Regions from separate parts of the Mus musculus genome. Here region 1 is linked to region 2. The links are chromatin loops, found by intact Hi-C in ENCODE. Cell type or tissue: heart. All regions are shown on one strand.

Region 1 (8,000 bases), 620 kb after region 2:
TGTCCTGATTCCCTAAACATTCCAATATAACAACAGTTTAAATGGTACTTATGTTGTATTAGATATAAAAAATAACCTAGAGATATTGAAAATATGAACTGGGGTTATAACTCAGTGGTAGAGCATTTGCCTAGAGTGTGTGAGGCCCACACTCAGTCCCTAGCAGAGAGACTGGGAGGGAGAGCGGGGAGGGCATCGCATGCGCATAGGTTATATGGGAAGGAGCCAGTCCTTGACCATCCTGGAGGGTCTGTTTGCTTCCTCACATCACCCCCTGCCTTCAGTTCTGTCCTCTCTCTTCCCACATCTGCTTCACAGGTGGAAATGGCTACATCAATGACTTCCCCATGGGCCGCTTTCTACGAGATGCCAAACTGTATGAGATCGGAGCTGGGACCAGTGAAGTGAGGCGGTTGGTCATTGGCCGAGCTTTCAATGCAGACTTCCGCTAGCCCTCTGCGGCCCATCGCCCCCTGGTCCCAGCACCGAGAGGCCTTTCTTTGGAAGCAGAGATGTGGCAGCCCTCTGACCTGTCTAAGGAAGCTCTGCTGCTCAGCTGCCCTTCTCTGTCAGCCCTCTGCCCCGTGTGAAGTCGGATTCTCCAGCCGTTCCGGGCAGGAAAGCCTAAAATGACTGCTAAAATGACTTTGGCTTTTTGGGGGGTTTGGGGGGAGGGTGGCAGTGTCTGTGCCATTGCTTTCTACATCTGAATGTGATGACCTGACCCTCCAGGTAGCATCTGACAGGTACCCGACTCCTTTTCTTGGGCAAGCCTCTGGCAGGGTGCCCTTTCTGTTCAAGGGTAACAGAGGCATTACCCCTTTCAGTTGTCAGATACTTGTGGTCTCATTTCTTGAGGAAAAGGCAAAAGCCATCTCCTTCTTAACTGTTTCTCCAAGAGCTAGACAGCTCCAGAATGCCTATGGCAGACCCAGGAAGGACAGAGTCCACAGTCCAGGCAAGACAACACAGAAGATCGGCTCCCTCGTGTACCTGAGTCTGTCTGCATCACTCTGTCACAGGCTAGCACTGGGCCTGCTCATGTGACCTTCTGCAGCTGACTGGCCAGCAGACACAGGTCCTGTGGCCCAGCCCAGGTTGCCTGGCTCCCCTCCAGCCTTGTTGCCTCTGTATATTTCTCTAGACACCCTGTGGCTAATTTTATTACAACTGCACAATGTCTGTTGCCATTTTGTATTAAATATACTGCAAGGTAAACCCTTCTGCGCCCAAAGCCGTGTTCTGCAGGAGAAACAAGCCACTTGCTATGGTCCTGTCTGCATCCAGAGAATGTCCTTGAAGCGGCCTGCCCTTCAGTTTGCCCTTTGGGAATGGGATAGGAGGCCAGAATAGGAAGTCTCAGACCCAGATCTCCTGGTGACTTTTCTTCTTGTTGTGTGTGAAATTGTACCTAGGCTGTGCTAGGCAGGCACTGCACCACTGAGTCAGCTCCTTGCCCTACCAACTTCTCCATGGTTTTATTTTAGTCTCCCTGTAGCCGAGACTAGCTTTGAACTAAGACCCTGAACAGTAGATCTGCCCCTATCTCTTGAGTGCTGGGATTACAGGCAACACCCTGTGCTTTTTCTTAAAGGAAAGGGGGAGAAAATGGGGGGGGGGTGTCAAGTGTGGGAAGACAGGAGGAGAGTCTTAAGTTTCTGGAGGATTTTGAGAGTTTTTTTTTTGGGGGGGGGTTGCTTTTGATTCAGAGTCTAACTGTAACTCAGAATCCTCCTGCCTCTGCCTCCTGACTGCCAAAATTATATACATGAACCACCACAGCTGGCATATCTGAGTTTTGTTTCATTTGTCTAGCTATATAGCCCAGGCTGGCCTTGGACTCAAAGATCCTCCTCTGCCTCCCTAGTTCTGAGATTAAAGGCACGTGCAACCACCACACCCAGCTCAAACTCTGCAAGGTTGTTTTGTTCTTTTAATACTTGACTTTTTCAAGGTCAGAATTGGAGCTAGGATCCTAATGGGCTAGCAACAGGGACATCCCAACCTTGGGCCTCCCAACCTTGGGCCGTCACAAATAGCGCCCAGGCCGTGGATTACCACATTCATGTGAGTTCCCAAAAATAAAGACTGTTTTTCCTGGCTCCCAGCCCAACAGTCTTAGCCTAGGTGGAGTGCTGAGGTCTGAGACAGGTGGAGTCAGCACCTTAGCAACCCCACACCCGTCCCATCTTAAGAGGGGGTTCATGAATGCAGTAGATACACTGACCAGCTGAGGAAGATCCCTGGAACAACCCACAGAAGATGATCAAAATGAGGCAGAGGACCTGCACGCCTGCAAGATTGTCACCAAGCCAGACAACCTGGGTTGGAGTCCAAGAACCCATATGGGGGATGGAGAGTTGCCCTCTGACCTCCATAAGTTATCAGAAGGCAACATGTCACCCAGTCATGCCATAGGAACCCTACCAACGAGAGTGTGCCCCAGAAGTTCACCTGTTAAAAACCTCAGTCCCAGCCATTTGTTAATGGTTTAGGTAGTAATGACTTTAGTGGCTTTATAAAAGGGAATCTTAAACTAGTGTGCCTGCTCTGTCGTGTCAGGTCTCCTACCATGTTATCAGGCAAGAGAAGAACACTGGAGTTGGGAGCGCCATGCTTTTGATAGTCAGCCTCTGGAACCATGAGCTATAATTACCCAATCTGTTTGTATCCAGCTATAGCAACTGAAAGGAAGAATGTGATTGTTTTTCTGAATTTTTTTTTAATGTGACACACAAGAAATGTTTTTAAATAAAAGACAAAATAAAAACTATGTCTGAAAAGTGGATGGGAATAGTGGGGGTGGGACGCTGCTAATGAGAAGTGTTAAGTGTAGCCAGGTCTTGTGCCTTATCAGAATCTAGTGACAAACACCTGGGCTCCCTAGGGAGTGACACTGGGCTAAGGCAGCTATATGGGGGTTTTTGTTTGGTTGAGTTGGTTTGGTTTTGGTTCCCAACCCCCACCCACCCCGCTGATAATCCAACTTGGGCCTGGAGAGAGTTTCTCCCCAGGGACCAGAGTCTTAGCCCCACATCCCAGTGGTAGTCCCTTGTAATATTGCTTCACTTCACACATCCACTCCTTCCCTGACCTTTGCAACCAACTGAGTGCTCAAGGCAAGATTGCTTAAGGATGCAAAGCCCTGCTGGGTGAGTTGCTCAAACCTAGGAACGACGGGTGAGCCAGCCACGCTCTGACGCCCGGGAGGCTGGGTGGGGCCCGAGCCGGAGTAAAGCAACAGCACACAGAGTGGAGAGAGCGTCTAGCACACAGCGTGCCCTGGTGGGGGCTGGAATCCGCATGGCCATCGGTTATCTGCTTATGGCGGATCTAAAGTGCTCTCACTTCTTAAGACTCCTGCCTTAAAGCTCTGCGGGCGGCCGATTGCAGCGAGGACTCCCGGGACCCGCTCAGTCAGCGCTGCGTGGAGCTCGCCTGACCCCTACCGGCCATCCGCGGACTCGCAGGCGCGGTGACTTTCTGGACGCTCCAGTTTCCCACTCGTGCTCTGGATGCACGGTTTCCAAGACTGAAATTTCCCCAGAATTTGTATTTTACTAAATGAGAACATTGAAAGATCACTATCCACTATCACCACCATCTCATACAAGAAGGCCAAACAAAAACAGGGAGACCATAAACAGCAAAGATGAGTGTGGTATTCTTTTAAAAATTATGGTCAGAGTTTAAAAAACTGTAATTTTTTTTCCAAAACTTATTTTATGTGTATGAGTATTTTTCTTGCGTGTGTATATGTGTTCTGCTTGTTAGTCTGATACCCGCAGAGACCAGAAGAGGAGCTGGATTCCCTAGAACGATGTTATGAGTTGCCTTGTGGGCAGCGGGGAAACCCATTCAAGGGCCTCTCAATGAACAAATGCCCCTAACCCGGGGGAGCCGTCTCCCCACCCTCCAAAACAATGTAAGTTTTTAAAAGTTTATTGAAGAGGAAAGCCTGTCCCCTCCTTCCCCCTGTACCATTCCCCCAGGACAAAACTTCTTTTGAATCTGTAAGGAGTTCCTTTTTGGCTATTCATGCTTCTAAGTGCTCTATTGATTGATTGGTTCGATTGTAGGTCCTCCTAAGGATACTGTTTTAATGTGCATAATTGTCATTTATGACAATCTTGTTATATGCTCATATTTTTTTCACTATCCAACAGGCATTTAGACAAGCCCCCAGATAGATGGGGGGTGTGGGGGGGGACAGGGCAGGAGCACATACCAGCCTCTTCTTCTGCCTATATTCCACTCCACAGTGGAGGAACTCAGAGCCACACTATGCAAGGTGGGGGCTCTCCCCTACTGTGCTCTACCTACTTCCTCTAACCAAGAGCCATTCAGAATTCGACTTCTCCACACCAATCCAACTTGCCTCCCTTCTTCCAGTCCAGGTCGCTGAACTGCACCTCCACCCTGAGCCAGAGAGAACAATGGAGCCTCCTCTGATGGAGCCAACCATGCATCCCAGCACATTTAAGGTCAATACAAAGGTTACACTGGGCATAGTAGGCATCTTGTATACCCAAGCACTCAGGAGCCTGAAGGAAAGGATTACAGTGACGTTGAGGCCAGCCTGAGCTATATATCCAGTTCAAGGCAAGCCTGGGCTACCTAAGTAAAAGGACTGGGAAAGTGCCCCCCAAATAAAGACCTAACATCTCAGTAGAGCTCCTTTGTCCCAGATGCTTTGGAGACTGAAGCAGGAGGATCACTTGGGGCCAGGAACTTGAGGCTACCTGAGCAACACACTAGACCCAGTGTTAATAAGGAAGCATGGTGCTGCGTGCCTTTAACCTCAGCACTTGGGAAGCAAGGTAGGCAGGTCTCTGTGAATTCGAAGGCTAGCTTAGTCTAGAGAGAGCTCCAGGTCACACAGGGCTCTGGAGACCTTGTCTTGGGGGAGGGGGACCTAAGGATTAGCAAAGCAAACACAATTTGGGTCTATCTTGACTCTTTCTGCAACTCCCCTCTCCGCTGCTGAGCACAGCAGCTGTGGTTGTACGCAGTCTTCCCTGCCTTACTCTGGCCTGGGCCTTTGCCCCAGCTGGTTTCTCCATCCAGGAAGTCCTTCCAGCTCTGTGCTGTGCCCTCCCCTAAAGCCTCACTGCAGGCTCCCTCCAGAAGAACTCTCCAGCCTTTCTTCTCCTCTCTCCCCACCTCACCCACAGCCCACTCCCCTTCCTCCCACCTTGGCACATGAACATCCAAGGGCGCACGACACGTTCAAGGGCAAGGTGGGCATTCTCTTCTTCATGCCTGCCACCTGTTTCCTCCAACAAGGGACAGCTCCAGGCCACAGCTTCTGCTGTTCTAGAATTCTAGAACTGCTCGGCAGTTCGAGTACGCCTGCCCACTCTCAGGGAGAGAGGCTAGCCTCATTTCTCCCAAGTATTTCTTGGATGCTGGTTGCTGTTAGATTAACTAGAGCACTCAGCCGGAGGCAGCCCCCCATCCTGCACCCCATCCTGCACAGTGGGTTTTATTATCTGATGTACCCATTTCTCTGCCTTTAGGCTGTAAACTTGAGGGCTAGCTCTGGGATTGCACTTGTCTATGTGGGAACATCAGCAGCAGCGTCATGTGATGCCTGGCCCATGTGTTGCTGACAACATTGGTTATTTGTTCTATGGTCACCTTATAATACTGTTAGATTTTAGAGGTCAAAAATCATTTCCTGCCAGATACCATCGATGGCATGTGTCCATAGTCCCAGCATTCAGGAGGTCGAGGCAGGAGGATTTCATGTTTGGGGCCAGCCAAGGCATTGTGGTGAGACAGAACAAAACAAGCAAGCAAACAAACAAAAACCTACAGTAACAACAAAACCCTCCCAGTTCTCTGAACCTGCAGCAGGGCCAGTGCTTGCAATAGGTACTCAGTAGCTAAGTTCATGCTGGATGAGGGAAACAACAGGTGGGCCGGAGCCCTGGCCTAATCCAGAGTTGGCACAAACAGCGGAGCCAGCCGGCTTCGCCTGACCCTGCTCTCCCCATCCCTTCCCACCCGGGAGTAGCCAGGGCCCAGCTGCAGAGGGAGGCCCTCACTCCCAATCTTCCTCTGACCCACTCAGAGAGGAACCTTGGCCCCTCCTCTGCCGACTGGGGACAGAAAATAGGGGGGCAGAGGAGGACCACACACTGCTCTTCCCTTCCACGGTAAAAATGTGCACATAAGCAGGCACATACGTGCAATGTCAAAAATAAGAGGCAGAAGCAAGTTCTGTGGTTTAACCAGTGACCCCGTCATTTGAAGGACTGAAGCAGGACTGCCAGTTCCGGGCCAGCCTGGGCTACATAACAAGACCACGATTTTTGTTTTGTAAATGAGTCCAAATGAGCCCCTGACCATTTTATTTTATTGCATTGCATTTCACTTCATTTTATTGTGTTGGGGTGGAATCCAGGGCCTTGGTCTTACCAGGCAAGGACTCAGCCACCAAGCTACACCACCAGCCCTCAGTAATTATATGTTTGTTTGTCTACTTGCTGCTTTGAGACACTCTCACTATGCTGCCTAGGTTATCCTTGAACTCTAGGCTCAGGCTGGACTCTTGCTTAAGCCTCCCATGGGTGTACATTTTTCTTTTTTTTTTTTTTTCTCAGGTGGCTTCTTACCCGTCTGTGTATCTCTACACAACATTCTACACAACATGCTAGGTTTTTAACTTTTTATAGTTGGACTTATATAGTGTGTGTGGTGTGTGTGGGTGTATATGTGTGCTTGTGCGCATGCACATTGCTTCTATGGCTCATGGCTGTATCCCACTGCTGGTTTTCCTTCCAGACTCATGAACAGAACTATAACCTGCTCAACATTTTCTTGTCTAGCGCACATTTTCCCTCATGTAGAAATTGTGTGATGTAATGTCCAGTCTACCCCGATGGGCATTTGGGCATTTCTAGTTTGCAACTGCTGAGGGATGCTCCTCCTGGTGCGAGCGTGTCTCCTCGGGTCCTCTAGGTACGTCCTCACAGAGGGAATTGCTTTGTGGTAGGGTACACATATAACTAGCCTGAAAAGGGAATTCAGAGCTTCTCTTCCACAGTTGTGGTCTGGGGTCGAGTGAGACGGGTGAGACAGCCCAACTGCTGCCTGCCCTCCCTGACAACCTAAGTTCAAACCCTGAGACCCACACGGTCTGAGGACACCAACATTCGAAAGTTTTCCACCAACCTCCACATACACAGAGCAGAGCATGCGTGCCCACAAACACATGTGCAGCACAGGTACAGAATGAAGATGTCATTTAAAGTTTTAAAGGAAAGTGGCATGTCTATAATATTCTTAAAACAGTGCCACGAGAAATGACTCAAAACAGAGGTGGCAAGCATGCCAGACCACGGTCAACTCCGTGTATTTATGAATGTGCATAGCTGCGTTCCTGGTCAAGTCCATAACCCACACGTTCAGCAAAGCTTTCTGAACAACTACTAAGCGCCACACCCTGGGTCACGGGCGTGCGGATAATGACGAGTCCGCCCAGACCAACCTGGGAAGGACAGTGGTGTCCCCATGTCCTCTGCCAGTCAGCCCCAGCTCGTCAGCTTACCCAGGGGGAGAGAAAGGTTGGATGGGTAAGTGGGGGATTTTCTTGAAAAGAAGAAAGCTATTCCAGGCTCAGAAAGGAGCATGCTCCCTCCTCGGAGACTGCAAGTATAGCAGATGCAGGACTGCAGAGGACCTGGTCTACGCTCATGTTGACAGAGAAGGGCACACCACCAGATCCATCCAAGCACGCCTTGTGCCTGTCTGGAGCAGACATGGGTGAGCACACACACGGACATGCATACCGCTACACACACGGAGAGTCTGTCAGACACGCTGCAGGAGCAGAAGCAAGGAGCGTGAACACGCAGCTGCCAGTGAGAGATAAGCTCAGGATGGGGTGGGGGGGTGGGGAAGGGGGAGCGCCTGCCTGGCCTGCCTGGCGAGCCACCTTATGCATCTGCCTGAGCTCCCCAGGGGCAGCCTCTGCAAAGTGCAGTGTTTCAGAA
Region 2 (8,000 bases):
TTGAATATAAATTATAATTTTTCTAAATATGTCTAAATTTGATCATTTGGATGTGGGTTTTTTCTTTGTATTTGGGTGTTGTTTGTTCTCTGTGGGTGGTGGTGCTGGAGGTGGAAATCTAGTCTCTACACACACAAGGTGCTGGAGATGGAAATCTAGTCTCTACACACACAAGGTGCTGGAGATGGAAATCTAGTCTCTACACACACAAGGTGCTGGAGATGGAAATCTAGTCTCTACACACACAAGGTGCTGGAGATGGAAATCTAGTCTCTACACACACAAGGTGCTGGAAATGGAAATCTAGTCTCTACACACACGAGGGGATATGAGTTCAACCTGAGCAGTATTCCCAGCCCTAATAGTTATTAAACACATGTTTCGGATAATCCTAGTAGTAACTAAGAGTATGAGAGGTGGAAGTATTTTAGGGATAATTTAAGAACCTAGAGGTATAAAAGCAGTCTGTACTTAGCCCATGTGAAAGAGGAACAAAATTCTGCAGTTCAGATTTCCTATTTCTGCATGTTAAAGATCAGCATTTGTCAGGAGCTTGGAAACACAACTTGAAAAACACACAGAGCATACACACACACACACACACACACACAGAGAGAGAGAGAGAGAGAGAGAGAGAGAGAGAGAGAGAGAGAGAGAGAGAGAGATCCTTGTTCTTCTACCTGGACTACAGCTTCCCGACTGTGAGTGGCTTGCTTCCTCTTTTGTGTGACTGCTTCCTGTGAGGGCTTTTCTACCATAAGGCATAAAACAATCATTTATGATCTCACTCCCTAGACTGTGCTATGTTAGCCAGCTTTCTGTTTCAGTGACAAAATGCATGATGAAATGAACTTACGAAGAAGAAAGATTTGCGATGACGGGGTTTTTTGGGAGGGGGTGTGTGTGTCTCACCCATGGTCTCTTGACCCTTGTGCTTCCGGCTTTGGCAGCAATGGTAAGTCATAGCAGAAGCACTGGTGAGACCAGTCAGCTTACCTGATGACAGACAGCTGAGAAACATGGAGAAATTAGGGGTCAGTGTCCCAGTTTCTGCTTCAAGGGCATGTCCCCCAATCACCTAATGCATCTATTTAACTACAGCATGACTGCTCCAACATCTCCTAATAGCACCGCAGGCTGGCAACAAGCATTTAACACTTTAGGGACATTTATCCAAACTATGACATCTTGGTTTTTTATATTTTTTCTATTTTAATAAAAAGAGGAGGACTAGAGAGAAGGCTCAGAAGATATGAGCACTGGCTGCTCTTCCAGAGGACCAGGGTTCAATCCTCAGCACCCACACGGTGGCTGACAACACTCTGCAACTTTAATCCAAAGGATCTGATGCCCTCTTTATCCTCTGCAGGCACTGCACACAAGTGATACACAGACACACTTGCAGGCAAAACACCCACTCACATAAAATAAAAAATGAAAAAACAGTTTGTAATACAAAGAATGTACCATTATTAGAAATCTGGTATTAAATAGTTGGGTAGCCCTAAACAAATTCACAAACGTTTATGGGCCACAGTGTCCTCACTTGGGACATGGATTGGAATTCTTTTTTTTTTCATCGTGTTTTATTTTTAATAATAAGATATAGATATTGAGCCGGGTGTGGTGGCGCACGCCTTTAATCCCGGCACTTGGGAGGCAGAGACAGGCGGATTTCTGAGTTCGAGGCCAGCCTGGTCTACAAAGTGAGATCCAGGAGAGCCAAGACTATACAGAGAAACCCTGTCTCGAAAAACCAAAAAAAAAAAAAAAAAAAGATATAGTATAGATATTGTTCTTTTTTTTTCTTTTATTAGATATTTTCTTTATTTACATTTCAAATGTTATCCCCTTTCCAAGTCTCCCCTCTGGAAGCCTCCTATCCTATCCCCCAACCCCAGCCTCTATGAGGGTGCTTCCCACCCCGCCCCCACTCCTGCCTTCCACCCCTGGCAATCCCCTACACTGGGGCATCGAACCCCCACAGGACCAAGGGACTCTCCTCCCATCGATGTCCAACAAGGCCATCCTCTTTCACATACACAGCTGGAGCCATGGGTCCCTCCATGTGTACTCTTTGGTTGGTAGTCTGGTCCCCAGGACCTCCGGGGGATCTGGCCAGTTGACAATGATGCTCCAAGCCAACCATTGGACTGAGCGTGGGGTCCCTGATGGAGGAGTCAAGGAAGAGACTGAAGGAACTGAGGGGGTTTTCAGCCCCATGGATTGGAGTTCTTAACTCCATTGTATAGTAAAACCACCATTGCATAAACTCTGACATCAGGGCTGTACCTGAGAGCAAAGATATCAGAAATTTCACACCACCTTCTCCACCTTTAACTGTAAATACATCACCCAATGAATGATTTTGATAAAATGCTGATTTGGTCTTTGAAGGGACCCTCACAGGTGATGGATGTCAGGGCTCCTAGAACCTCCAACTGTTTTTTGTTTGTTTGCTTGGTTTTTTTTTTTTTTTTTTTTTTGAGGAGTTACAGGTAAATCATCTCCATGTGCCTACACATCGCTTCTGTTCTGTGCACAAAGGCCATTTTTTTCTTTGTATGTGTGTGCATGTGTAAGTGTGTGCATCCTGTGCAGGTCTATATTATACACATGTACAAATGCAACCCAGGTGTGCCAATATGGGTGTGGAGATCAGAGGGCAATCTCAAGTATCAATACTTGCCTTCCACCTTGTTTAAGACAGAGTCCCTTTATTGTCTTTTCAGGGCATATGTGAGACTGAGATTGGCTAACCCATCAACTTTCTAGAATTTTCTTTCTCCACCCCCATCTCCCCAGAGGAGCTCTGGGCATGCAGATGTCTATTACCGCCTCCAGCTTTTATGGGGCTTTAGATCTAAGAGCTCGGGTTCTCATACTCCAATGGCAAGTGCTTTTACCCAGTGAGCCATCTCCCAGGCCCTCCCTCCAGTTTTTATATTGGATGCTTAATGAGAACCATTAAATTTTCTCACATTTCTTGGTGATGCGACAGAGTTTGGAAAAAAAACTTAGAAAATACAGAGCTACGAAGACTTCGTGTGATCTCTGGTGTTTTCCTTTTTTAAACAGTTGCCTTTTAAAATGTATGCAACATGAGAATTCCATAAACCAAATGGAACCAACTCTGTGTCCCTCACTCTGTTGTTATTCCACACTAAGTCCTTGTTTATATTTTGCATAAAACAATCTTGATAAGTTACCTTCCGTCTCTATATTCTCCCCACTTGATTCGCTTCCAACTGTTCTCGTTTTGCTAACTGCTTAGAGGCTCTGTGGACCTTGAGAGCAAACTTTAATAAACCACTTTGTTTTGTATTTTGTCCTCATTTCTTGCATGTACTTCTGCATCATATCGAGGGCAACACTCTCAAAACAGTTACCATTCAAATATGACAGAACGTGCCATCTTTTCCTAAGCTGTGTTTTCTACAGTTCTGTGTTCTTCTGTGGGTACTCTCTGAAGAGTGTTACTCCTTCTCGAGGAATTCATGAGTAGTTTTTGTAGAATGAATGTATTTTAAGCTAACTTCCCCTGGTCTTATTCCAGGGTGGGCACATATGGCAGTGTTGATTTGGGAGTTAGATTTTGTTTTTGTTTCCTGTCTCTCCTGCTCTTGACACCCGCCTTCTGAGTGGAGTCAGATTTGAAGGACTGAGAAAAAGCCCACATTGCATTCCATCTGGGCTCCAACTGCCAGATGCAGTGCCCCGGCTTCCCTCTTCGCACCATAAGCTCATGCCAACTGTAACGTTGAGATGGGAGAGCATAGTTATCACAGACCAAGCTCAAAAGCCTTTTCTTCCTAAGGGTTGTTAATAGTGTGCGCCACGATGGGGCCCCAGCTCCCCGGATTCTGTGCCTTACATCACTGGAAAAAAAAAATGACATTTACAGGATGCTCAAGACATGGCTCGGATTCTTCATTTCCCATTTATTTCCCCACACCCCCCTGGTTGGCATAATGATTGTGCAGATTTATATTTGGGAAGGTGAGCAGCAAAAGATTAGTGTCCGCTCCCCATCCCCAGTCACTGCAGAGCGAATCTGCCCTGAGATTCCACCAACAACCCACTTTCTCGGCCTCTTCCAGGGCCCGACTTTGACAAAGGGTTATTTGCGTCCACTAGATGGTGCTGGTTATCTGTGGAAATGACTAACCCCCACCTTCAAAAGTTCTTGCTTTCCTAGGATGTTAAGGTGTGATTTAAGAGACCACTGGACTGAAATCTCAGGGCCCTTGAACTGAGCGTGGGTGTGTCTTTAAATAGCCATTCAAGTGGGAGAAGTGAAAATTAGGTCTGAAAATAGTAGCAAATATTATAAATAGCCAATAGCAACCATTTGATGATTTCAGAAAAACAGGAAATTCTCACACTTATATAAAAAACAGCAGATGTGCAAACTGTGTGTTTTCTTCTACTTCCTCTTTTGTTATACAACTTCCAGCACCTTTTAGTCCAGTGTATCCACAGCGTGGTCCACATGAGCAAGGGTGAGCAGGGGAGTAAATCATGTCGAAACAGTGAAGCCCAGGTAACAAGTAGTCTCATTTTTATTCCAAATAAGATGCCTTTTGATAGAGTATCTTTTTATGGTATCAGCTTTAGCAAGTAGAAATGAACTAGAAATGATCACTTGGGGGTGCTGTTGTTAGTCCCTCTCCACTGATTCTGCAGGTCCAGGAGTACAGGAGCCTGAGTTTTAGCCAGTATAGCAGGCAGTGATTCTGAAACAATTGGACCCTGAGCCTACTGGGGAACCTGTAGGAGTTCCTGTTTCAGAGGCTGGGCGGTGGGGCCCGCTGCTGCTCCCAGGAGCTCTCTGGGAGATGGCTCCCACCAGGGCTCTGAAGAGTGGCAGCAGGTGCTTCCTTATGTAAAAACAAAAGTAGAAAATAGGAAATCTTTGGCCCCTCCCACTCTGCTCCATTGTGCCTCTGTGGAATGGAGTCAGGTCCTGGTCCATGGATACTTTTATTTCTTTAAAAAAAAAAAATCAGGATTTTCTTTTAAAGCCTTGATACTTTTTGATGTTTATTGTCCCCAAATCATAATGATGCCTTCAGATTTTTTTTAAAGTGAAAGGAGTTAGTAGGAACATTGTCATGTGACTTTCACTTATTGTCTGGGAATGTCAAGTGGAGCTTGCCAGACGGTGGAGATGATGATAATCAACTTGTACACTGCACACACATGTGCTTATCCCCCAACACACATGTCCACACACACACATATGCACATACATGCACACACACATGTGCTTATCCCCCCGACACACATGTCCACACACACATGCACACACACATGTGCTTATCCCCCCGACACACATGCACACACACATGTGCTTATCCCCCCAACACACATGTACACACACACACACACAAAACACAAAGATTAGTAGAGCAAGCTGCAGAGATTTGTTTTTAAGGACTTTTATTTTTGTTAATGTATTTGTATGTGTGAGAGAGCGAGTCTGTGTGTGTGTGTGTGTGTGTGTGTGTGTGTGTGTGAATGAGTGTGCACCTAAGCACATGTGAGTGTCTATAAAGGACAGAAGAGGGTATCTGGTACCCTTAGAACTAGAATTGCAGTTGGCAGTGGACTAATATGGGGGCTGGGAAGTGCACTCTGGTCCTCTGTAAGAGCACTAATGTAAGAGCACTCCTAACCACCAAGCCAGCTCTCCAGCCTCTAAGATTTGTTTTGAAATCCAGCAAACCAATGAAGACGAGGCTATGTTCTGATTCTTGCTGTGACTTGGGGATGGGGGTGGGGATCTTTTTAATTCTGCCCTTAAGAGTGCAGCTTGCCCTGGGGCATATAAAGTTTGTGTGTCCAATGGGCCTCTCTTTCCAGTGATGGCCGACTAGGCCATCTTTTGATACATATGCAGCTAGAGTCAAGAGCTCCGGGGTACTGGTTAGTTCATAATGTTGATCCACCTATAGGGTTGCAGATCCCTTTAGCTCCTTGGGTACTTTCTCTAGCTCCTCCATTGGGAGCCCTGTGATCCATCCATTAGCTGACTGTGGGCATCCACTTCTGTGTTTGCTAGGCCCCGGCATAGTCTCACAAGAGACAGCTACATCTGGGTCCTTTCGATAAAATCTTGCTAGTGTATGCAATGGTGTCAGCGTTTGGATGGAACGCCAGGGCCAAAAAGGGGGAGTGGGCGGGTAGGGGAGTGGGGGTGGGTGGGTATGGGGGACTTTTGGTATAGCATTGGAAATGTAAATGAGCTAAATACCTAATAAAAAATGGAAAGAAAAAAAAAAGAGTGCAGCTTGCCAAGTCCTCCTTCAGAGAAAGGGACAAGTGTTTCTTTTCCCTAAGGAAGTCCCCTCAAGTAACATCTACTTAACCTTCTCATTATGCTGCTGGCTCCAAAGTCAGGACAAAATACTCGACAAAAGCAACCTAAGGAAAGAAGGGTTGATTCGGGCTCACGGTTTGAAGGGATACAGTCTATCCTTGTGGTGAAGCTGCAGGAGCAGGCAGCAGGAGTGTGGAGTAGCTGGTTACTCCTGTCAGGGTGTAGCTGGGGGAAATGAACGCTGGTGCTCCAATAGGCCTTCTCCCTTTTGTTCATTCTGGGCCTCAGCCCTTGGGATGTTGTTCCCTGTATCCAAAGTATAGCTTCCCCCTTTGAGTTAAACCTCTCTGGAAATGTTATGGACACCTCAAGAGGGTCTCTCTCCTGCATGATTGATTCTAAACCCTGTGAAGTTGGCAAGGAAGATCAACTACTAATCATGTTGAAATGAAGTGACAGTGTAAGTTACAGAAAGCTTTACCATAAATTTCTGTATTTATTTCACTATAAAGTTAAGGAAGTGAAAACAGTTAACATAACACAGTGAATGCAGACAAAAACCAACACTAAAGGTCTTAAGCAGCAATGCATAGAAATCGTTTTGCAGTAACATTTCAGAAATAAATAATAAGTGGGTAGCCACAGAGACCCATTCATCAGTCAAGGTCAGGCTGCCCCATCCTGGCATTAATAAAGAGCTTGCATTTTGCATTTTCTCTTGAGGGTCTTTTTTATAGTCTAAATTCAAAACAATGTTTCTTTCAGAGCTTACATTATGTGAGGTAGACTGGGAGCAGTGTCTTCATCAATGCTGAGCACAACTCCTTATTTAATGGAGTCTGTTTTGTTTTCTCTTCATTTTTATTATAATAGAAAAACCAGAATTGCTATTCTAATTGATGTTTTATCTTCCCAGGACTCAACCTACAAACACACAAAACCACTTTATACATCTCACATCATTGGATGCTGGGTCTTTCTTTGCCAAGAGCTGCATGGCCAGAGGCTAGGCTCTTAACCTTCACAATCTGTTCCGCTAATACAATACGGGAAGCATTCGTGGAGAGCAGAGGGAGCCTTGAGTGTGGGAAGTCCTGGGTGAATGTGTATTGTTTGACACGGGCACAGTAGTATCAAGGACCCCAAAGCCTCCAACCCATGAAATCAGCAAAGTTCCTCCTGCCCTCAGAATGGGAACCAGAGGAATAGCCAGGCTTTCCTCTGTTCTCTGATTGGAAAATGCCCACCATGGTTTTCTCCCTGCTGGATGTTCCCAGCCTGAAGACTGCTCCTCTCTCTACAGAGACTGCTCCTACTGAGGTTAGTGAGACCTGCCTCCTGGATTATCTGCATGCAGTAACCCCGCCTCCCTGTTCAACAGTTTATAATAAACATGCTGAGCTTCTGGGCTTCTGGGTTTCTTCAGCAGAGATCCCAATCCAATCAAACCCAGTTTGTCTGTGTGTCTGTTTGTTCTTCATTTCCCTGAGAGTGTGGGTTCATACCTGGAGCCACACTAGATGCAGCACATAGAGATGTCTTCCACTTCTTCAGCCTGGAGACACTGTGATTTTCCTGCTTTAAGCAGCCTCGACTTTCCTTGGAAATAGCCCCCAAATGAAAAGACATTCACACCAATGTAAGGGGTACCTTCTCAACAAGCCAGGCAGCAAGAAAC

Evidence for each region. Hi-C counts contacts between places; a loop is a spot of excess contacts. Peaks named below come from ENCODE experiments on the same cell type or tissue, not always from the same donor. Only the 100,000 strongest peaks of a DNase experiment are listed, where the experiment ranks them.
Region 1: a loop joins it to region 2, with 4 times the contacts of the local background. A loop is called at or near these places in 9 of 42 quality-filtered maps.

The regions. Positions count from the first base shown.
Region 1 is chr2:118,880,135-118,888,134 of GRCm38, forward strand. Ivd (isovaleryl coenzyme A dehydrogenase) reads left to right here. Exons shown (of 12, transcript NM_019826.4): 12 at 319-2,775. The coding sequence ends at 452. Gm32798 (a long non-coding RNA gene) reads left to right here and starts at 7,617. Exons shown (of 3, transcript XR_374917.3): 1 at 7,617-7,770. In heart, no CTCF peak of the experiment used is centred here; DNase peaks (open chromatin) are centred at 1,057 and 3,277; H3K4me3 peaks cover 1,263 bases; H3K27ac peaks cover 1,292 bases; H3K27me3 peaks cover 3,063 bases.
Region 2 is chr2:118,259,191-118,267,190 of GRCm38, forward strand. No RefSeq gene overlaps it. Among named protein-coding and RNA genes, the nearest start is that of Fsip1, 6.2 kb to the left of the region's middle. In heart, a CTCF peak has its summit at 4,133 (motif pointing right); no DNase peak of the experiment used is centred here; H3K27me3 peaks cover 2,012 bases.